2 separate regions of the Homo sapiens genome follow, and region 1 is linked to region 2. A link is a loop called in an ENCODE intact Hi-C map of the cell type or tissue named here. Cell type or tissue: spleen. All regions are shown on one strand. Links, peaks and the distances in the headings refer to the core of each region. The heading gives the core; the rest is flanking DNA. Region 1 has its middle 11 kb from the start of SPATS2L. Region 2 holds the start of LOC124907962 (a long non-coding RNA gene).

Evidence for each region. Hi-C counts contacts between places; a loop is a spot of excess contacts. Peaks named below come from ENCODE experiments on the same cell type or tissue, not always from the same donor. Only the 100,000 strongest peaks of a DNase experiment are listed, where the experiment ranks them.
Region 1: a loop joins it to region 2, with 2.3 times the contacts of the local background. A loop is called at or near these places in 3 of 110 quality-filtered maps.

Annotation. Positions count from the first base shown.
Region 1 is chr2:200,289,842-200,302,008 of GRCh38, reverse strand. No RefSeq gene overlaps it. Among named protein-coding and RNA genes, the nearest start is that of SPATS2L, 11 kb to the left of the region's middle. In spleen, for the core only: no CTCF peak of the experiment used is centred there; no DNase peak of the experiment used is centred there.
Region 2 is chr2:199,999,116-200,011,282 of GRCh38, reverse strand. LOC124906112 (a long non-coding RNA gene) reads left to right here. Exons shown (of 3, transcript XR_007088012.1): 2 at 387-592. It overlaps LOC124907962 (a long non-coding RNA gene), which reads right to left and starts at 5,636. Exons shown (of 2, transcript XR_007088035.1): 1 at 5,506-5,636; 2 at 1-726. RefSeq lists a silencer at 1,141-1,298. In spleen, for the core only: no CTCF peak of the experiment used is centred there; no DNase peak of the experiment used is centred there; H3K27ac peaks cover 384 bases.

The DNA.
Region 1 (12,167 bases), core at 5,995-8,494, 290 kb before region 2:
AAGGCTGCTTCTTAGTAAGTACTGTAGGTAGGAGCTATAAGGGCTCCTTATAAGAGCTTTATAATACTAATTAGAAATATCATGAAAAAATTTCACAAGCTATAACAGAAAAAAATTAAACAGAGAAGACTATAAAAATTTAACATTTCTATCAAGTGAAGGGTACCATAAACAATGTTACCTAAGGGGAGAAAATACATGCAACATGTATACACAACAGGAAAGGGTTAATATGGGTAATATAGACAACTTCTTGAAATCAGTATGAAACGAGAAGCAGCAAAAGGGTAAGAAAATGGACAAAGAAAATAGACAATTCTCAAAAGAAGGACTATGTGCTAATAAGCATATGAAAACATACCCAACTTCATCAATGATCATAGCATAAATAAAAACAAGATAGCATCTGTTATTTGTCAGATTGGCAAAAATATGTTTTACTATCAGGTGTTTGCATCTATAAGAAATAGGAACTTTCATACTTAGCTGACTGGAGTGTGAATTAATAAACATTTTTGGAAAGTAATTTGCAGAACCTATAGATATTAAAAATGCATGTATCCTTTAATCACACTTTTCCACTACAAGTGATCTCATCTACAGAAATATTAAGTGTGCCAAAATATATTTACAGATATGCCGATTGTAATATTATTTGTAAGGGCCAAAAAAATTTGGACCACATTCCACGTTTATAAATAGAGGAATGGTTCATCTACTTCTCTATTTGGGCACATCTACACTGTAGAAAAATAAATAGCTGTTTAAAAATGAGGGAGCTATGTATGTGTTGACATGGAAGAGTGTCCATGATATATTTTTGAGTGATAAGAGCAAGTCAGAACACTGTGTACAGTATGAGCTCTAAACAGCAAGGGGGCAGGGCGGGGAGGATGGAAATTCCTGTCTCTCGAAGGATACTCACACTGTTGACCCTGGTAACCCTTTGACCCTTAGGGTGATGGTGAAAGGGGTGAAACCTGCCCTTTTAACTTTGTGCGCTTCTTTATCATTATAATTTTTTAAAAAGTAAAAAGATGGAAGGCAACAGAAACTAGAAGAAAAACCCATCATGGACACTGGCCAATGTCAAGCAGTTGAGGGATGGATAGGCAGAGAAACAAAGACTTGTTGAAGACCTGCCGAGGCAAATCCAAAGGGATGACTCACTCCCTTGGTGTTCTGGTGCAGCAGATCAAGTTGTTATGACCTGAGACCAGGGCTCAGCTTGGAAATTTTCCAGAAAAGATGAAGACTTGGGGTGAGAAGAGAAAGTATAACCTTGCTGGCCTGAGGGTAAAACATGTTGGAAAGAAGAAACCCAAACAATGCACTTTGGCTGAACTTTTTCAGTCTATACAGGAGCTAAATATTAGGTTATCTTTTCATTGTTTCAGGCATTTTTTATGTTCAAACCTTCTGTCCTCAGAAGAGTTGCCTGAAATGAACATGTACCTAATAGAGGGGTTTTTTCTTTGTTTGTTTGTTTTACAGGTTTCATGTCACTGTGTATTCTAGGAAGATAATTTTAGGTTCAGATTGTGCCAACAGAAAGACAAATGGAACCAGTTGTGTATTCTAAGTGAACAGGCTATCACTCATTCAGGATGCATGCATTTGTTCTCTGATGTGTACAGATGATCCTTGAGCAACATGGATTTGAACTGTGCGGGTCCACTTACATGTGGATTTTTTTCAATAACATTTACATCTAATGTGCCTGCCTCTTCTGCCTCTTCTTTCACTTCCTCCACCTATTCTGCCTCTGTCACCCCTGACAGCAAGACCAGCCCTCCTCTTCCTCCTCCTCCTCAATCAACTCAATATGAAGACAGTAAGGATGAAGACCTTTATGGTGATCCACTTCCACTTAGTGAATAAAAAATATTTTTTCTCTTATAATAATTTTTAATAACATTTTTTCTCTGCCTTTATTGTAAAAATACAGTATATAATACATATAACCAACTAATCTACTGTTTACGTTATTAGTAAGCCCTACAGTTAATAGTAGGCTATTAATAGTTAAGTTTTTCGGAGTCAAAAGTTATACTCAGATTTTTGACTGCATGGGGGTCAACACTTCTAACCCTCACAGTGTTCAATGGTGAACTGTATTAGCATCTTCCGTTTGCCAAGAGCAGTTTTTTTCTCAAATCTGATTACCAGTGAGATAGAAAATCTTGCATGTTTATTAACCATTTGTTTTAAGTAATGTCATGTTGATCTGTTATTTAACACAAAGTTTATTTTTATTGAATTTAGCTTGTACTCTAAAATTATCTACAATAGTATATATTATTTACCTTATAAGCAAAGGACTACTGGTGTTGTTTCTGGATGTCACACTGGGGAGGTTTAATGGGTCTTGTCATAGACTCAAATTCAGTATTTAAAGAGAAACCTTTGAATTCATCTGGGTCACAGCATAAGAACAAGCTGCAGGCAGATGCAGGCATGTTTCTGGTTAGTCGTGCTCTGAGTGCTTTTGCCCAAATTTTCCCAAATGTGGGACTGGCCTTGCCTAGTGTGGTATCTGAAGCTTGGGATATGCTTGTGACACTGAGATGGCATATTAGTTTGCTAGGGATGTTGTAATAAAAACCCACAAACTGAGTGGCTTAAACAATAGGAATATATTGTCTTACAGTTCTGGAGGCTGAAAGTTGTCTCACAGTTCTGGAGGCTGAAAATACGGGCAGGGTTGGTTTGTTCTGAGAACTGTGAAGGAAAGGTCTCTCATAGCTTACAGATGCCCATGTTCTCCCTGTGTCTGTTCACATCATCTTCCCTCTACATATGTCTGTCTCTATGTCCAAATTTCCCCCTTTTCATAGGACATCAGTTATATTGAATTAGGGCCCACCCCAAGGACCTCATTTTAAAGACCCTATCTCCAAATAAGGTCATTCTGAAGTACTAGGGGTTAGAACTCCAACAGATCTTTTTTGGGATGGCACAATTCAGCCATTAACAGATGGCATAATAATTAATTGTAAAAGTGGGATTAGAGCCAGGGCTTCTGACTGGCTCCCTAGCATTCTTGATCAGACTATATTACCTCTACATTCCAGGGTCTCTTCGCTGCTCCTTTCCGCATGTTCCTATTGATTCCTGTGCATTGCTCTATCACAATAACTAGGTAACTGTATATTGGCCTCCTTTGTGGGACTTATGCGCTCCCTGAGCAGGGACTGTGTTCTTTGGTCCTGGTGTCTAGCACAGTGACTGGCCCAGAAAAAGTGAATGAATGGATAGTGATATAATAGGTGTTTTTTAAAAATATTCCCACTGTCATTTGTCTTCCTGATTGCACAACTAAATGTGAGTCTAGACTCACCCCTGTGACACAAAATGACATGCAACTTGAAACTTAAAAAAATACTTATTAAAATACTTATTATATACATTGTGGTGCATTGTAGGCAGCAGCTTTTAAATAAGAAGGTGGAATAAGAAAGTCCAAGACAGAAAGGATCTTTATATTCAGCTTCTTCATAAATGAAGCCAGTTCAGCCAAAGGATATTGTGCTCTACTTACGCTAGTAATGAACTTTAGATTTAAAGTCTAAGTTAAAAATTACTGTTAGAGAAAGTGAAAATACTTTTGTGGAGATTATTCTGTGGCTAACAAATAGGATTCATGGGGAAGGCCTATGGGAGCTGTGTGTTTGTAAAACCTGCAGAAGACAAGTCAGGAGGGCAACTTAATAACAGTTCAAGCGAAAACACAGGGATGTTTATGAGTGAGCTCTTCTGTCTCCGCTGAAGACAGAACGAGAATAGTTTATGCTACCACATGCACGGGTTCAGTTGACTATGAGGTAAGAATTTCCCAGTAGAATATTAAATATCAGGATGGCTTGAATTCCAATGCAAGCTGTGGTTTTACATCTTTCTACCATTTAAATGAAATCTCCTAAAAGATATTGAGCCAACCTCTTTCACACTTACTAGCCCAAGACCGTGGAAAAGTTACATCATTTCTATTGAGGGTCAGTTTCCTTACTCATAAAATGGGCTTAATGATAAGGTTAGAGGAGATTGCATGTACAGCCTATAGCACAGTTCCTGGTACAATAAAACTGCTTCAAAAATAATATCAAGGATGAAGATGAGAGCAAATGTTCATTAATTATTTACTACATGCTAACCACCGTTCTGAGCATTTAATGTGTTTTTTCATTTTAATTTCACAGTCATCGTGTGAGATAGATGCTTTTATTTCCACTTTACAGATGAGAAAACTAAGGCACAGAGAGATTAAGCAATTTGCCCCAAATCACAGGGCTAAGTGGCAAAGTTCTAATACGACCCAATTAGTCTGCCTCCACAGCATGTGCTCTAGTCTATAATATTAGCAACCGCTACATGTTTTTAAACAAAGAAATATTAGCTTCTTAATGTAATCAAAAATTGGCATAGTCTAGTGGTTCCCAGGCTTTCATAATCTTTTTTATTATTTTTCTTCCATGAGTTGAATGATTTTGTTTACTAAAATACTGTAATTATAAGTAATAATTAATTCATTTTTCATTGTTATTAATCGAAGACACGTGGAACGGAGGTCCTGATCAATAAGAGGTAATGGCATGATGTGAATTGATACAATTCCTGTCAAAGGCAAAGCATCTTGACGTTTTGGTTGGCTCATGCAGCTTGATTATTGCACAGCTTGCACCAGGCTTTCTGAAATACCTGTAATCATTAATTGGTCATCTTTCACCCAATATTAACTTCACAGAAGTTAATATTCTGTGATGAGTCATCTCTGATGTTGATCAATAAATTCCTTCTACTGAAATACCAGGATGTAGGTTTTTCCCCAGCAAATGATTCCTCCATATGATTACATGTGTTCTGAAGGCAGACAGATGGACTACATTAGCAGTTCTCAAATAGCGTGGTCAGCAGTCTTGGAAAAGTCTTTAGGGTCCAGGATGTATTTTCAAAATATATATTCCATTATGAAATGTTGAATCACTGGCTATAGCTGAGTGTGGAAGGGTTATCTGTAAGCTGGAGGCTAAGGTAGGCTGAAGAGATAAGGATCTGGGATGAGAAGTGTCGTGTGGGTGTGTGTGTGTGTGTGTGCGTGCGCGCGCATTCAGGGGGTAATGACGGGGTGAAACAAGCAATGGCGTGCTGGTAGACACCCTTTCGGGAAAAAAGAAAGCCCTGATTAATAGTGTTTGCCAATTTCCATGTGGTACATACTCCCACCATGGCTAATTTCAAGCTACCAACACTTTAACAAGTTATATTTTTATAATTATTTTGTTTTTAACAAACAGCTCTCCCAAGCCAATACAAGCCTGCTCTAACGAACCACTAGAAGTAAACAAACTTGTTTATCGTCAGTCTCAGGGTAAAGCCTGGAAATGCTACTAATGAAAATAGGTGTCTGATAGACCAAGTGAAGGAGAAAGTCAAGAAAACATAATTTCAAGAGGACTTTGAAGACTGAAGACTTACAGTCAGAAAATGATTCTGAGGCAAGAAGTCTACCAAGAGGAGAAATGTATGAAGGTTGCAATCCAGTTATCAAGTTGAGAATGAAAATCTTAAGTACAGGGCGTATTCTAGAAATCATGACTGAATAGACAAGGGAGGAGAAGAGAGGAAGATGCTGCAGTTCAAGCAGGGTAAGGAGCTCTTGCCCAGGAGTAGATGTGTTTCAACCAGATGAACTAATGACTAATTGTCCTGGCCCCTTTTCCACACTTACCTCTTGTGTAATATGCTTATCTCCCCCTCCCCAGGGGAACTGTAAGCATCTTTGGCAGTACTAGAAAGTACTGTTTACCAGGAATTAATAGACAAAGTAATCTGAGCCTGGTGTCAACAGCCTGGAAGGTCAATAAGGAGAAATCAAGCAATTGAACAATTATGTCGATAAACATAGCAATAGAAACATTTGAAGCAGACTGTGTTTGGAGGCCCAGGTGAGTGGTCAGCAGGCAGGCAGATGTAGAGAAATCTATCAGGAGATATCAAGTCAGAGAGATAAGACAGGACACTGGTTCAGGGAAAGAAGGAGGATATAATGAAAATGGCAAGTTTCTAAGCTGAATAATTCTGTTAGAGGCTGCTAGTTCCCCACCCAAAATCTACTGTTTCCTTTTTACTTAGAACCCTGGTTTCATTCTGTTAGCACAGCAAAGTTTGGCCATATGACTAATTTTTAGCCAATGAAATACAAGTGTAAGTTTCTAGATGGAAATCTCTGGAACGTTCTGTAAAAAGAGGACAAATGACTGCTTTATGCCTTTTGCCTGCTTTCCCCCTTTCTCCAGTTTTTTCCTTGGAAGACAACCCTGATGGCTGGAGCTTCAACAGACAATTTGGGCCAGGAGGCAAGCTTGAAAATGAAAACAAAGGCCAGGAGTGGTGGCTTACACCTGTAATCCCAGTGCTTTGGGAGACTGAGGCAGGAGGATCACTTGAGGCCAGGTTACAAAAAGTTAAATTAATTAGTTGGGTATGGTGGTGTGCACCTCTGGTCCTAGCCACTCAGGAGGCTGAGGCAAGAGGATTGCTTGCAGGACTTCGAGGCTATAATGAGCTGTGATTGCAGCACTACACTCCAGCCTGGGTGACAGAGCGAGACCCTGACAAGAGAGAAAGAAAGAAAGAGGGAGGGAGAGAAAGAAAGGAAAGAATGGGAGGAAGGGAGGAAGGAAGGAAGGAAGGAAGGAAGGGAGGGAGAAAATAGAAACCAGTGCTAAGGCTGGTGTTCCAGTAAGAACCCATCTTGGTCTCTGACTACTGAGGAGCCATTGAACAGTCTGGGACTATCTACTTTGGATGCTTTTTATGTGACAGAAAAACTTTTATTTAAACCACTGTTATTTCCTACTTTGGTTACAAGCAGCCAATTGGAATTCCTGTCTGATGTAGCCAGGTAACAAATCAGGCACTGAGGAATAGGAAGCAGAGAAGGGGATTATGTTTCAAGAATTCTAGTACAAGGCAGGGAGAAAGAAAGAAGCCTAGTTGCTAGGACCAGAACATAAGATGAAAACCACACTAGCAACACTCCTCAAAGCCTAGTTCACTGAAAGAGAGAGCTACTCAAATCCAAATCCAAAACGCTTCCACCAGCATTCTCTTTTCCCAATAAGCCACAGGCAGAACAGCCATGGCCTACAGAAAGCAGCCAAATGCCTGCAGCTGTGAGCAGGTGTAAGATGGCTGTAAGGGCCATCTCAGGGGAGGGGACCAGGTAGGTCATTATATCAAAGAGCGAATGAACTGCATCTGCAGCCATGGACATAAAGGAGCAAATATTTCAGAGATATTTTAGTGTCATTCTCATTGGGGAAATTAATAGCATCTGGCTAAGAAGCCTGGTGATCATACTCTAGGCCCTTCCTGTTCTAGCACTCTAAACTTCCCCCTCCTATCAGGACCAGATTCCTGGGTGCATGAAGATGACAGGAGAGGAAAGAGTGTAAAGAAGTGGAAGTGGTGGACAGGGACCACTCTTTCTGGCAACTTGAAGGGGAGAGGTGGAACTGGAAAGGAATAAGGGGCTCAGGGACTTGAGTGAAGGAGAAAGAGGATAATGGAGCGATGACTGCCATGCATTTTGATCAAAATTAGGAGACTATGATTGTGTTCACATGGGGGAAAAGAGAGCAGAGAATTGAGAGACAGAAGTCTAGACACATGAACATCATCTTTTCAATGCTCTGGTGTGCTGTAATGTCCTGTCTGAGAAGGAATAATTCAAATATCCAACTGTTTCTTTTCTGCTTCCTTTACAATAACCAACATGCAAAGCAAGAATATTAGTGTACCAGTGTTTGGCTTCCTCAATGCAGTGACACAAAAAGTGCTCTCACCAAGGCCACTGGAGACATAATTGCTAAATTCGATTGACACTGTTCACTCCTTATCTTTGGCATCCCTCCTGAGTCATTTGACACTGTCCTCCTTTTGAGAATGCTCTACTCCTTGTGCTGCTGCTCTGAGTTCCCATCCAAACTTTCCGCTTATTTCTTTTCAGTCTCAGACTGGCTTATCTTCCCTCTCCTGCCTCTTGAATGTTGGTGTTTCTAGTGTCTGTCCTCAGTTCTTTCCACTTCTCAATCTAGAATCTATTTCTAGGCATATCTTTCATGCAAGTTATTTCATTAACTCTGTATCCCTGTAACTCTAATGTCTATATTTTCAGATCAAAAATCTGTCCTGAGCTCTAAACTTCTATATCCTAAATCTACACACACACAGCTCCAGTCCCACAAGTCCAAAATTTGAGCCCTCCGAACTCTGAAAGCCTTTGAAGGTTAGGAGTTACATTTCATATCTTCTTAAAGAATAGCTTCAGTGCTTGGGAACATTCAGGAAATATTGTCAAATTACAACATGGCTGGATATTTTCAAAAAATATATACTTAAATTTCATTTATTTAATATTTTATAGAAGTATAATTGACTAACAATAAATTGCACATATTTAAAGTGTACAATTGCATAAGTGTTGACATATATATATGCCTTTTAAACTTTCATCACAGTCAAGATAGGGAACATAGTTATAACCCCTAAAAGTTTTCTCTTTGTGTCCCTTTGTAATCCCATCCTCATTTACTTCCCTCCCGATCCGGAGACCTTCCCTCACCCAACATTCTGCCAGGTAACCACTGATCTAGTTTCCGTCAGGGTAGATTAATTTCAATTTTATAAAATTTTATATAAATGGACTCATTTTATATGTTCTTTTTGGGGAGGGGACTGGCTTCTTTTACTCTGCATAATTATTTTAAGAATTATCCACATTGCTTTAGGTATCAATAGTTCATTCCTTTTTATTGCTAAGTAGTATGCTATTGTAATGGCATACCACACTTTATTTATTCATTCACCTGTGGATGGAGACATGTGTTGTTTCCAGTTTTTAGCTATTATAAACAAAGCTGCTGTATCTGCAGAAAAGTCTTTGTGGGAACATATGCTTTCCCTGTGCTTGGGTAAATTAAGAATGGAATGATTGGATTATATGGTAGGTATATGTTTAACTTTATAAGAAACTTTTTCCACAGTTCAACTATTTTACATTCACACGGCATTCTATGAGCGTTTTGTTCCTCTACATCCTCACCGACACTTGATATGGTCAGTCATTTTAATCATTCTAAATAGGTGTAAAGTGGTAACTCATAGGAGCTTTAATTAGCATTTTCCTAGTGACTAATTACTAATTATGCTGAGGATATTTCTATATGCTTAAATGTCATCCGTATCTAACTCTGAATTGGTACATTAGAGAATCTTCAGGGTTATTCATGAACCATCTTTTCTGTATAAATATCTTCTCTGGTGAAATGTCTGTTCATTTCTTTTGCCCATTTAAAAAATGTGTTATTTTCTTATTACTGAGTTTTGAGAGTTCTTTATATATTCAGAATACAGGTTTTCTATCAGATATATGATTTATGAATATTTTCTCCCAGTCTGTGGCTTGTGTGTTCATTCTTTTAACTGTGTCTTTTGAAAAGCAGAAGTTTTAAATTTTAATGGAGTCAAATTTGTTCTTTTATGGATTGTGCTTTTGGTATCTTATCCAAGAAATCCTTGCCAACCAAAGGTCACAAATACTTTCTTCTATGTTTGTTTCCAGATATTTTATAATTTTAGATTTTATATTTAGGTCTACAATCCATTTTGAGTTATATTTTATATATGGTAGCAGTTATGAAGTGTTTTTTTGTATATGGACATTTAATTTGTTGAAACATATATTTTAAAAATTATAAGAAAGTCTCTTCTTGCTGTGAATAGGTAGAGGCTTTACTTTAAAATTTTTAAAGATTAATATGCCAACAGCCCAAACGAATTGCTTGCCTAATTCTTTTTTGTTTTTGTTTTTGTTCTTTTGAGACGGAGTCTCGCTCTGTCGCCCAGGCTGGAGTGTAGTGGAACGATCTCGGCTCACCGCAAGCTCCGCCTCCCAGGTCCACGCCATTCTCCTGCCTCAGCCCCCCTAGTAGCTGGGACTATAGGTGCCCGCCACCACGCCCGGCTAATTTTCTTTTTTTTTTCTTTCTTTTTTTTTTTTTTTTTTGTATTTTTAGTAGAGACGGGGTTTCACCGTGTTAGGCAGGATGGTCTCCATCTCCTGACCTCGTGATCCACCCGCCTCGGCCTCACAAAGTGCTCAGATTACAGGCGTGAGCCACCGCGCCCGGCCACTTAATTCTTAAAAATACATTCTTTACTTATTCTAATTTTGAAGTGTCTCATTAACTTTCTTATTTTTATAGTAGAGGAATAAGTCAACACCCTTGCTTTTCTGCTCCGATGGTTTACTGTCTTATCCAATTTGAGTTCTATAAGCTTGCTTTGATCCAGATAGCTCCTGGGCGTTCAGTAGGGTTGTGGGGAGGAGGAATGGGAGGCAGGGTAGGTATGAACTATGGATGAACGTGCCTAATTGACACCTTAGAATGCTCCTAACTCTAAATTCATACATTAGGGAAAATTCAGGGTTATTTCATGAAGCATCTTTTCTGTATAAATTTTGGCCCTAGCAAGAATAGAATACCTTTAACAATATGTGTATATCTGTGTGATTTAGTAGGAAGTTGAAAGAGGATGGCTGATTACAGATCTTTTTAATTTCAATTTATTAAAGAGAGAATTCCTGGATTAGATTTATGTTCCTTCCTTGGAGTGGCCCACCAGAATTTAAACGAAAATGTCTCAGGTAACTGGAGTCGTCTGAGAAGTCCTGAAGCCATTCTTAGGCCAGGGATAGCAAATGGACATTCTCAGCCTGCTCAGTTCAGCCCAGGGACAACTTATTATTGGCAGTGGGAAGTATCCACTTGGCAATTTTTTGGGGGAGGTTGTAGGGGCAGAGTCTTGCTCTGTCACTCAGGCTGGAGTGCAGTGGCACAAACACAGTTCATTGCAGCCTGGACCTCCTGGGCTCAAGCAATCCTCTCACCTCAGCCTCCCCAGTAGCTGGGACTGTAGGCATGAGCCACCATGCCTGGCTGATTTTCTGTAGAGATGGGGTTTCACCAGGTTGCCCAGACTGGTCTCAAACTCCTGAACTCAAGCGATCCTCCCACCTCAGCCTCCCAAAATTCTGGGATTACAGGCGTGAACCAGGATGCCCAGCCCACACTTGGCAAATTTTTTAATGAGATACATTTGCCATTAACCTCCCAATTCTCTTTTTCTTCACTTCCTTTTCTGGTGGTTTCTTCTTCTTAGGTAGCCAAGCTCTCATGCTTTCACCCTTCCTCAAATCTGCCCAGGAATGATGATTATGTCTGAAAGTATCATCTTAACATGTTAGTGGAGGGCCAAGGCTTACTTTCTAATAGTGGAATGCCAGGGCTCAATAAAACAATGCTTGCAGAGGTCTGTTTTTGGGTAGCTATTTAGGCTAAGAACTGAATACATATGGACATATGTGTTGTTTCTAAGCATCCATTCTCTATCTCGTTCTCTACAGCCACCAACATCTTTGGGTACCCATATACTTTTATAAAAGCTGAGCCCACATTTAGCTTCAGGTGTGGAATATTGACAAATTAGCTCCTTCAATGTTCCTAGCCTCTGAGATTGATTCATGGATGGGGAATGTGACCTAAATTGGTTTGATGAGAGTGCATCTCAAGACTAGTTCAGAAACTATCAGAAATTTATTCTCTACCCCTCCAAACAGTGGATTGTAAAATTGTAAGGGCTGAAACTGCTGCCACAAGAGGAGAGCATCTATTTGGAACTTGGAAATGAAGCCAACACTGCAGATGGCAGAAAGGATAGACAGTGAGAAAAGTCCTTGGTGATATCATTGAATTGCCAGGTCAAACTTTGGTGGAATACTTCAAGACCGTTCAATTGTGTGATGCAGTAAGTTTCCCTTTTTAAAAATGCCTTGTCACTTAACTGAAAGAAAAAACTGGGCTTTTTAAGGTTACAAGGAACTGAGATAGTTTCTGGTCTCCTCAGGTTTATCAGGATATATCAGAAAGTCTCAGCAAGTCTCATGAAAAATTGAAAATTGATTCAAGAAACAGTTGAGGGCCAGGTGCTGTGGCTCATGCCTGTAATCCCAGCAGTGTGGGAGGCTGAGGCGGGTGAATCACTTGAGGTCAGGAGTTCAAGACCAGCCAGGCCAACATGGTAAAACCCTATCTCTACTAAAC
Region 2 (12,167 bases), core at 5,109-7,608:
GTGGTGGTAAGCCATGGCGGATAAGGAGCATTCTATACTCTTCTAATTAAATCTCTGTGTTTTATTGGGCCTGTGTCTTTTACAAGTTTTTCTCCAGTGGTAAAGACCTTTTTCCCTCTCTTGCCTCCACTCCTATCCCTGACTGCTCCAATCCCAATATATTTTCTTAAAGCCTTGACCCTTGTTGACTATGTCTTTCCTCCTTACATGAGACAGGAAGACTGGAGGGAGCTTCAGTGGGAAGAATATCCTTCCCCCAATTGGGATAAAGTTCTGAAAGATTCTTTCCCCATGGAGCATAGGCCATTGTTAGGGAGAGGTCTCTGGGTATATTTCCCATTGGGATATTTCTGGGTATATTTCTCACTCTTCCTCTTCTCTTCCAGAGCTACCAGGGGATCTTCCTTCGCCCTTCACTGTGAGAACCTGCTGAGGTCCCTGAAAATACAGTCCGTGAAAGTGCAGGGGCCACCTGAGACTGTGATTCCCAGGAGTTTCTCATTCAAGTCCATACTCAGCCTCCAACAAAATTTATCAAATTTACTGTGTAAAGGTTCTGTCTACTTTATGGCTTGAGTACCTTCTGCTTCAGGTAAGAAGCTCTTGGCTATGTTTCTCTGGATGAACCTGTCTCCCAGATTTTGGGGAGAAGGGTTGCCCTATAACCTCAGTTCTCTGATGTGTCCAATAAGAGTCATTGATTTTCAGTTTTCCAGCTTCTTCTTGCTGTAAGGATGAGAGTGATGATTCAGGCTGTTAACACGTCAGAACTAAAACTGGAAATCACATTTATATATTTTCATCCAACAACTACAAAATACACTTTCATTTCTAGTACACATGGAAGATAGACCATGGCAGTACATTTAAAGGATTGAAATAATACAGAGTATTTTCTATGATCAAAATAGAATTAAGTTAGAAATCAATAATAAAAATTGATACATGAAAAATCTACAGTATTTGGAAACTAACACTAACTTCTGAATAACCCATAAGTCAAAGAAGAATCAAAGGGAAATGAGAAAATGTTCATGAAATTAAAATGACACAACAACATATCAAAATGCATGGAATAAAACAAAAGTAGGGCTAAGGGAGTGTATTAGTTAACTACTATTGTATAATAACTTTGCCAAAAATATAGCTATTTAAAACAATATATAGTTATTATCTCACAGTTTCTGTGGGTCAGCAGTGTGGGCATGACATAGCTGGCCTCTGCTCCAGGGTGTCACAAAGCAGCAATTAAGGTGTTAGCCATGGCTGCTGTCTCAGCTAAAGACTTGACTGGAGAAGAATTTACTTCCAAACTCATGCAGTTTTTAGCAGGATTCAGGTCCTTCCCATAAAGAAAACTCAAGGCCCAGATGGCTTAACTGGTAAATTATATCTTTAAAGGGGAAATAATGCCAATCTTACATAAGTCCTTTCAGAAAATAGATGAGAAAACAATACTTCCCAACTTTGTTGTGAAGCCAGAATAACCCTAAAACCAAAACTGGCAAGTACATTACAAGAAAAGAAGTAACAGAGAAGTAAGTTTTAACAAAATATTAACACTATAACTCTAGCAATGTGCACATAGGGTAATACAGCACAACCAAGTGGGGTTTATCCCAGGGATTCAAGGTCAATTTAATGTAAAAGTGTAACTCGTCGTGAGGTGTGGTGGTTCATGCCTGTACTCCCAGCACTTTTGGAGGCCAAGGCAGGAGGGTTGCTTGAGCCCAGGAGTTTGAGATCAGCTTGGGCAACATAGGGAGATCCTATCTCTACAAATAATTTAAAATTAGCTGAGCATGGTGGCACACACCTGTAGTCTCAGCTACTCGGGATGCTGAGGCAGGAGGAACACTTGAGCCCAGGAGTTCAAGGCTGCAGTGAGCCGTGATCTCACTACTGCACTCCAGCCTGGGCGACAGACCAAGACTCTGTCTCAAAAAAAAAAAAAAAGTTCATCACATTAACAGAATAAAGGAGAATCACCATGTAACCTTCTTCATAGATATAGAACAATAATTTAACAAAATTCAACTCCTTTGTAGTAAAATCTCTCCGGAAATATAAATAGAAGGAAACTTTAATAATCTGACATGAAAACTCTATGGCTACAAAAGACTTAATAGTGAAATTTTGGATACTATCCTTCTAAGTTCAGAAATAACAAAAAACAGTTTGTTCTTATCACTTGCATTCAGCATTGCACTGGAAGTCCCAGCCAATACTACAACATGGCAAGAGAATAAAATAAAATGCATAAATATTGGGAACGAATAAGTAAAACTCTTTATTCACAAATGATATGATTATATACCTAGAAAATGCAAAAGAATCTACAAAACTCTTCTAGGTCTCACAAGCGAAGTCAGCAACAAACAACTGGAAGATAACATTTTTTAAATGATGGATAGTAGCAATCAAGAAACATAAAATACCTAGGAATAAATTTAATGACAGATACACGTTTGCTAGACTGACGACTATAAAACATTGGTGAGAGAAAGAAAATCTAAATAAATGGAGAGCCATACCATTTTCACAGATTGAAAGATTCAATATTGTGAAGATATCAATTATCCCTTGTAGTAGTTTCTTATGGTTGTTTAATAATTTACCAAAAGTTTAGTCAGTTGAAATAATACAAACTCCTTATTTTACAGCTCGGTAGATCAGGGAGTCAGATGTGGGTCTCACTGGGCTAACATAAAGGTGTCAAGACTCTATTCCTTCTGGAGGCTCTGGGGAAGAATCCATTTCCTTGTCTTTTCCATCTTCTAGAGGCCACCCACTCTCCTTGGCTCATGGCCTCTTCCTCTGTTTTGAAACGTCAACAACAGCATGTCAAGTTTTTTTTGTATTGCATCATTCTGACTTCTTTTTCTGCACCCCTTTTCCATAGCTAAGGACTGCTGTGATCACACTGGCCCCATCCAGATAAGCCGGGATAGCCTCCCTATTTTAAGGTTAATTGGGTGGCAAACTTAACTACATCTGCAACCTTAATTTCCCTTTGCCACATAGCCTAACTTATTTACAAGTTCCAAGGATTAGAATATGAACGTCTTTGGCAGGGGGTGAGGGGAAGGGAAAAATTATTCTGCCTGCCATTTTCCTCAAATGATCTGTAAATTCAATACAATTCCAACAAAATACTGGCATATCCTTTTGTAGAAATTGACATGCTGATACTAAAATGTACGATGAATACTAAACAACTTAGAACACTTGACCCTTGTGCAACATGAGGGTTAGGGGCACCAACCCCCATGCACTTAAAAATTTGCATATAACTTTTGACTCTCAAAAAATTTAACTACTAACTGGAAGCCTTACTGATAATAGTCAATTAACACTTATTTTGTTTGTTATATGTACTATAAGAAACTGTATTCTTACAATAAAGTAAGCTAGAGAAAAAATGCTATTAAGAAAATCATAAGGAAGAGGTAATACATTTACAGTACACATGGTATTTATTGATACTGTAAGTTTGCATTGTCTGTTTACAGGATTGATTGTCTGTCTGAAATAGTGGGTGACCATAGCTGCAGACCTCAATCTATGGTACATATCAAGCAATTCGACTTTCTATTGTAGTGTGATAATTTTTCTCTGCTTCTTGGGAGTGCTTCCAGCATCACTAGTGGCACTTTGTATGGGTCCCATGGTGTTACTCAAGGTCTATGCTGTTGCACTTAACTCATTGAAAAATATGCAAGAACTGAGAGAAATCACTTTCCACTGCAATTTGCAATATACTGAAGAGACAAACTGCTCATGTGGAGATGATTAGCATCACATGGCATTTTAAGCAGATACTTGCAACATTTGAGCTCATGGAAATAGCAACAGGAGGTAGCTATGAAATTATGACAGTAGTACAATATGTACAACAGTGAATTTTATGTAGTTGTGATTCAATACTGCATCTTTACATTTGTGTACATTTCTCTGGACTGTGAGTGGCACCATCTATGATCTGTAAATGCTTATATGCATAAGTTTTGATAAATTCTAACTTTCTAGAAAAGATCTATGTGTATTTTATGGTAGTAAAGGATAAAATAGGTTAGTATCTATGTATGTTTTATGCCTTCATGACATATCTAACTTTTTCTTAATTTGGGGGGTATTTCTAGGCTACGTGGTTCTTTTGTAAGTTTTTTCAAATTGTCACAAATCTCCAAAAAAATTTTCAATGTATTTATTGAAAACAAATTCATGTTTAGGTGTACCTGTGCAGTTTAAATCCATGTTGTTCAAGCATCAAAGGTACTAAACAATCTTGAAAAGGGTAACCAAATCTGGCAGGCATACACTACCTAATTGCAATATTGTCAATAAAGCCACAGTGATTAAGAGAATGTAATACTGGTATCAGAATAGACTAATAGATCAATAACAAATGGTGCTGGAACATTTGGATATCCATATGGGAAAAAGAAGGACCATGATGAATACCTTACATTCCCAAAAATTAACTCAAGATGGATTGCACACTTAAACTTAAAAGCTATACTATAAAGTCCCTAAAAGAAGACACAGGAAAATATCTTTGTGACCTTGTGATAGGCAAAGTTGTCTTAAAATGTGAGAAGACCTAATTCTAAAGGAAAAAAATTGATAAACTAATAAACTGGATACAATTTTTAAATTCTGCTTATCAAAAGACACTATAAAGAAAATGAAATCTGAATAATAAACTTGGAGAAATATTTGCAATACATGTATCTAACCATCATGAGTGCATGTTGCATCACCGAGACCCCTCTCTGAGACTAGAGGATTATGTAATGAGCTGCTTAGAAAATTGTTGGCTGACAGCTCTCAGTTGACAACTCTCTTCAAGAATTGCCTAGGCTGAAGATGTCACACCTCCTTTTGGGGGTAGTCCACATCTAATATCTTACTGACTCAGGAGTGTAAATGTTTGGTCCTGCACTGCAACTTAGGAAAATTCTGAAGGCCCACCAGGTTCAGAATTTCCTATGTTGTGACTACACAGGTGGCCAGTTTCTCCCTTTAACAATCTTCCTTTTTCCTACGGATGTTGATCCCAAGAGCACTCCCTAATACTTCTCATACATTTGCCTCTCCATCTGCTTCCTAAGAAACCCATTCTGAGAAGCATTGACAAAAAACATGTGTCCCTGATAGATAAGTTACTCCTACAAATCAATAATTTTAAAGTAAAACAACCAAAGTTTTAAAATGGGCAAAATACTTAAATAAATACTTCACAATAAGGGATATACAAATGGTTAATAAACTCATGAAAAGATTGTCAAGATTATTAATCAACAAGGAAATGCAAATCAAAACTACAATGAGAATACCCACACACCCATTAGAATAACTGAAAAATAAAAGTATTAACAATACCAAGTGTGGGAGATAACATGGAGCAACTGGATCTTTCATACATGGCTAATGGGATTGTGAATTGATGCAATCACTTTGGAAAACTACTTGAATGTTTTACAATGTTCACAATATACCTACCTCATAATCCAGCAATTCCACACTTAGATATTTACCTACAAGAAATGAAAACATTTATCCATGAAAAGATTTAAACAAGAATGTTCATTACTGCTTCACTTATTAATTTAAAAATAACAAAATTAACCATCAACAAAAGGATAGATAAAGAAATTGTGGCATTTTCATGCAATGGAATACCACATAGCAATAAAAAGAAGGAACTACTGATAGATGCAACAACATGAATGAATCTCAAAAACACTCTGTTAAGTGAAAGACGCTAGACTCCCCAGAATGACATACTGTGTGTTCAGTAACAGGGGAAATTAACATATGAAGGTAGAAATCAGAGCAGTGATTTCCTGAAGAGGAGGGGCTATAGACCTTGAAGAGAACTTTCCAGGGTAAGAATTTTCTAGGGTGATGGCAATGTTCTATAACTTAATTGGAATATTGATTTACAGGGTCATATATTTGTCAAAATTCATCAAACCGTACACTTGAGATCTGTGCAGTTTACTATGAGAGGGAAGATACTGTTTGACAAAAGAATGTAAACAGAAAACTGCTAATAAAACATCAGTAAGACAAGAGAATAGTGGTGGGAGACATTCAGAGAAACATGCTCTGTTTCTTGGCCAGTTCCAAGGCTCCTAACATATCTGCTTTCCCTGGAGAGCCTGTTAATAGATACTTGCTATGAAATTCAAGCACACATGAAAATTCAGAACGTGTTCATCTTTATCAACGGTAATAGTTTTGAGGGCAAAACATGCAGTCAAGTGTAGTGCTGCACTTAGAAGTGCCTACCCAGCCACAAAATGCAGGGTTGAAGCCCAGCTCTGCCTCTGTTTATGAGATCTAGACCAGTTAGTTATCCTCTCATCTGTAAAATGGGGATAATGATAATAATTGCATCCACTTAGTGGGGCCACCTTGAGGATTAAATGACTTAACACATGCAAGCCTCCTAAAAAGTGTTTGCCATATAATAAGTGCTTGATAACTGTTAATATCGTATGAATTCTAAAGTGCATCCTCCTGCATGGATTTGCTATTGTGCAAGTTTAAAGATATCGAAGCAGAAAAGGATATATAGATCTTTGAAAACTTGAATCTGCTTGTATATTTCTCTGAAAATGTCACTGGCACTGTTGTGGCAACCCAGCAGTGATGGTTTCTATTCAGGGAAGAGGCAGTTCTGAATTCAATAAGGTTTTTTGCAGAGAATCAAGAGGCTGTGGGTTCTGGTCAAGATTTCACTGTAGTGTCTACCAAAGTGGGGTGGTAAAGGACCTATTGTGGCTAAAATCATTTCTTCCCACACCAATGATTACAAAGTTAACAGCTACAGTTAACTGGCTGTAGCTGCAACTGTGGCTGCTTGCTTTCTTCAAATTATGTAAACTACAACCAGCCAGAATACTAGTGAAATATTGAATAGTACTTTTGCTTTTATTGGTTTATCCTTTATTCAATCAAAGTCTGTGAACATCTTCATTTCACTTCAGATTTTAGCAAAGATATCCATTAATTAGACCTCAAAATAACTACATTTCTACAAACTAAATTGAGTTAGCCAGCTTATATTATCGGCAATAGTTTTTTAGTCTGAAATAAATATATGGTACCATCCCAAAAATCTGATGTAGTTTTCTTGAAAAAATTTCAATTTCCTAGTAGTATACAGCAATCCAGAGATGTTACTTACTGATATAGAGCTGCTGTATAATGTATCTTATTGAATCAGAATTATTTCCCAGTTGATTATTGGATGCATAAATCCAACCAAAATTATCACCTATCAACCTGAAAACATTAAACTTACAAAGCCAAATGGATCATCTGGCAAATCATAAATATGGCCATGGCATCCAAGTACACATCAGCACTCTGTTGTCTTGAGTCTAGACTTGGGGGAAACATTAACTCTTTCAGGTGGCCAGTAGAGTAGGGCAGCTGCATTCTCCTAGAAACAACTCCATATAATTAGGTTTAGGAAGCCAAACTGCCCTTCACATCTGAAAAGGCACCCTTCCAAGCAGTACATAGCAAAAAGTCTCCTTCAGTTTTCCTGTCCTCTCTCCCCAGGAGCCAGTGACCTCCAGAACTGCAGACAAAGCAGCTTTTGCTGCATTTAAAACAAACAAATAGCACAGGAAGGTGACTCAGTGTGATCAAGAGAATATTAGGCTGTTCTCACTGATCATAAGAATGTAAAGTTGAAACCTCATTAATATGCTGTTCCTGCTTTCCTCCTGAGAGAAAGTTGAATCTGGCGTTACCAGAAGGCAGAGCCATTTCAGGGTGAAGCAAAGTGGGCTTTTGTTTCATTTTGTTTTTGTTTTAGAGTGGCTTGTTGAGTCCTCTATCATTCCTCTCCTCTCTATGCCCTATTGTGATTTTCTGTCCTGTACATACACTTACATAGAGAGTAACCAAACATCTTATGTATTTCTAGACACTTCTTTCAAATATGTTATTTCCTCCATAAGCATACTCATATCTATCAGATCATGTTGCCTACTTTTTAATTTGAAAACCAAGGTCACCAAGATGCCCATGATGAAAACACTGCCCCATTCTATACTGAGTGTCTGTCTTCATTCCCTTATCATTAAGCGTGGCAGACATTTTGCTACATTGGTATTCTCTGCCATTGTCTGCATGTTAGTTAACATTCTTTTGGTTCCAAGTGTTAGAAACAGTCTGGCTAAGTTAAGTTAAAAAGGTAACTTATTGAAAGGACGCAGAGGCAGCTCCCAAATCTGGGGATGAGGGGAACAGCCAAGTCTGCTGGCTGAAACCTCAGCAGCAGGAATCCGTGGACTTTCTCTCTAGAGTGCTGCCTTTGATGTGCTTCAGCTCCGAGTAATCCCATCTTTGTGAGTCTTGGTTCAAAATTCCAAATTGGAGATTCCAGAGAGAATCTGATTTGCTCAGCTCAGAACAGGTGTTCACCGCTGTGTCAATCGGCTAGTGACAGAGGTGAAACCCCCTCAGTAAGATATGGCTGCTGAGGATCTCTCCTTTGCCTGTCTGGGGCAGGTCCCCTTCAAGCAAAGTGACACCAACAGGCATTTAAGCTCAGGAACCCCTCTTTGTATATTGCTTTGAATAGAACCATGCCTCGAAGCATTTCTTTAATACTTTGCCATAATACTTCCAACAATGGTTAGGAGTATTGTCTCTTCATCCCAAAAGAAAGGCATGTTTTTAAGTCTAAATATTCCCATGGCTTTGAAAACATCATTTGGCTCATCTTGAAGTGGTAGAGAGAGTGCTGGGCTAACAATGGGTTACAATAGACCTACTGAGCATGCCTGACCAAGTTTTGAAAAAGAAAACTTCCATAATCAAGTAAGATACATCCATCTACCAAAAAACATAATTTAGGGTGGAAGAAAGAAGGGCTCTTTTAAAATGCCAACCGGTTAGTTTATGGCCTGTATCAGTGCTGCAGTGATGGAAAAGGAAGGTGTCAAAAAAGTAAAATAGCTGATTTACTATCTACAAAAGATTAACAGCTTGCTAGGCCTGGGTGAGTATGGAAGTAGCAGCGAGTGAAATGTTCCCATTGGAGACACACTGATGAAAAGGAGCTGGGTGAGCAGATTGACCAGCTTCTTTTTGTGGTGAGGAAAAAGTTGCCATCCATCATGATTGAACTCTTCATTCTAGGGAAGTGTTTGGAAATCCAGATTGTTTAAGGTTCATTTCCACAAACTGAGATAAACAAATTATTCTGGGACTAAATAATAAGCAAATTCCTACTTTCTGTCTAAATGAGGGATATCACTGACCATCAGTCTCCTTTGAGGATTTATTCAAGTCGCCCTTTTTGGAGTAGGTGACACCAACATGCCCAGGAGGCTATAGTTTGGTAAAGGCAAGCCTCAGTAGAGTTGATACGGCCAAACTGTGGGTCAAACCAAGGAAACAAGATGTTGGCTGGGACTGGAGGCAAGCCAGTTTCAGAGCCAGAGTTACATTTTCTGGGCCATCTGTCCGAATGCTGGGAGAGGACATCTGGGAATTGCAGCTTCTTCTGGTTGGAAGCAAGAGGTTGAGAATCGGCATCTGGGACAACACCACCATTCAACCCTCCCAACCAAGCCTAAGCCCAGAGCTGGAGCGTGAGGCACTGAGCATAGGACAGTGTTTCCATATGTTCGGAACCCAAGGCCATTGACTGGAATAATCTGAGGAAGTCATAAATACGTAGATAAATTCTAGCACATGTCAAAATAAAAACTAATAAGCAAATGTTTTTCTAAAGTCATGAAAAAGAAAATCACATTCTTTATTAGTGTGCTGTCAAAACCTGTCAGTCTTATCTGGTTTTTAAGCATATAAGATACAGAATCTATTTTCCAATATCGAATCCATCTTTCTTTTACCAATGACCCTGGGCATGAGTTCATGTAATGGTTTAGTCTTGCTCATGTTTAACCTGCACTCCTCCGGCCTCTGAAAAAATTCTATCCTGATAAGCTTGTATTAGGGCAGTGCTTCTAAACCCTATCAGACCTAATGTCCCCTTTTAGAGCACATATTGTACAATACCTTCTTTATTATCTTGAGATTAAAATCACAGATGATATATCTTACCTTCAAACATAATGTTTTAAAAATCAATATAATGCCATAACTGTAATTTAAATAAGAAATAAAAGGAACATAATGTATAATAAAATAACATATCAATATGGAGAAGCTCAGACATGGCTTCATTAGAAGACAGAATGAAGAAGTCAGATGTTTGTGCCTCTATGTAGAGTTACTATGATTGCAACAGCTAAAAATGCCAACAGACAGAGGTGCAGTGTTGGCAGCTCAAGTGCCCCAAGCAATATCGTTGCCAGTGATACAATTTTCTGAAGTGGCTAACAACACTTGGTTAAGTTCCCAACAAAGCAAAGTATAATCTTCCCTCCACTCACATGGTAGTTGCACTCATGGAAAATTCAGTATATATTTAAACTGTACCCAAGATAGTCTGTGTTTATATAAAAATCGAGTTAGGCTTTAAGCTTAGATAATTGCAGACAGGTTTTTCACCTACATTGCTGTCTTCTGGGACATCTAAAAGTCATGGCAATCATGCATCAATTATTCACTGTGCAAGATCATCCAGCACATTGCAGTACATAGAGAATCCTTGACACTTACCTAACTGATGGCAATTACAGCCCTCAAACACTGTGAAAATCAAAATGTCTCCCCCATATTTCCAAGTGGCCCTTAAGGGAAGGTGTATCCCTGACAGCCACTGTATTAGGGCATCTTACTACAACTGAAAATATAAGGATCATTTAATTAGCCCTTTTTGCAGTATGAAGATACTATATTGTTGAAAACCAAAGTCATGCACCAAACTATACAGGCCAAACCTACCAGGTTGTAATCAAAAGCTCAGGATGGAAAGCGTTCACACATTTTAGGTTGCCTCATCCAGTAGAGAGATTACAAACATGGTATCAAATCCTAATCTGCCCTATACCTGTAACCTTCTAGAATACTATGTGTCTGCAGAATAAACATTTAGTATTAACTATCTGTGACTTATGTATTATCTAAGTGTTAAGCCCTTTTCTAATGTATCTTATATTTTGTCACAGGAACTCATATAAGACAATGGACTGTGAACTACTCCCAGGCAGTAGAACCATATCCTAATCAAGAACATTTGCTGCCTCCAGGCAAGGGGGTCTTGGCAACATGTACCTAGTTAAATTTCAGAATTGCTATGACCCAGTGACTTCTCTTTGCCTCCTCTCTATAAATGAGAGTGTTGGTTTGGCTCATCCTTTCCCTATATCACATTGAAGGAAGGTATTTATAAGTGGGGAGAGGGGATGGCAATAACTTGTCTTTTTAGTTTATAGGTTTCCAGATCAAGAGGAGTTGCACTTGAAGAGTGAAACCTCATCTGCAGTTGGACCTGATTTGGAGAATGAAATCATGGCCATCAAGTCTGCTGCCATAATAAGATGAGATTTTTGATGGACCTGAAAAGACTGCAGTAGATTTGCAAGGGGGGAAAAAAAAAGAAATGAAAAGCCACAATTTCTTTGAATTTCCTCCCATTGCCATTTGGTCCTGTGACCTGCATTTGTCAATGGGACATTAGCAAATGTGATGCAAAGAGACATTTGAAACACGTGCACATTGGGGTTCAGAATTGCTGCTTGGAAACTATGCAAGCAAGCTTGAACTAGCCTCTTAGAGGAAAAGAAGATGTGGAAGCAGGCCACGGCCACCCATCCTGCCCTCAAGCGGATTGCAACCACATGAGTAAGCCTGGGTCAGACCAGCAGAACTGCCCATATGAGTACAGCCCAAAGGGCCAACTTACAGAATCATAAGCCAATCAATGATTATTTTAATCAGTACATTTTGGGGATTGGTTTGTTACACAGCATAAATTAACTGCTACCGTAACTCTACAGCACTTTAGGGATAGCAACCTCAGCACCATGAAGAGTCAGAGGGAAGTTCCTGGTGAGTCCTACAAAGACTCATTATCTGACTCACTGGAGATATCAAAGATACCAGCTTATGAGAAGGAACACTGGCGACTCTGATTACTGACTTATTTTATACATCCAACATTTGCACATAAAGTTTCCAATCTTGCTAAGTTATCAGTTTCTGAAACTGCCTGAGAAAAAGGTAAC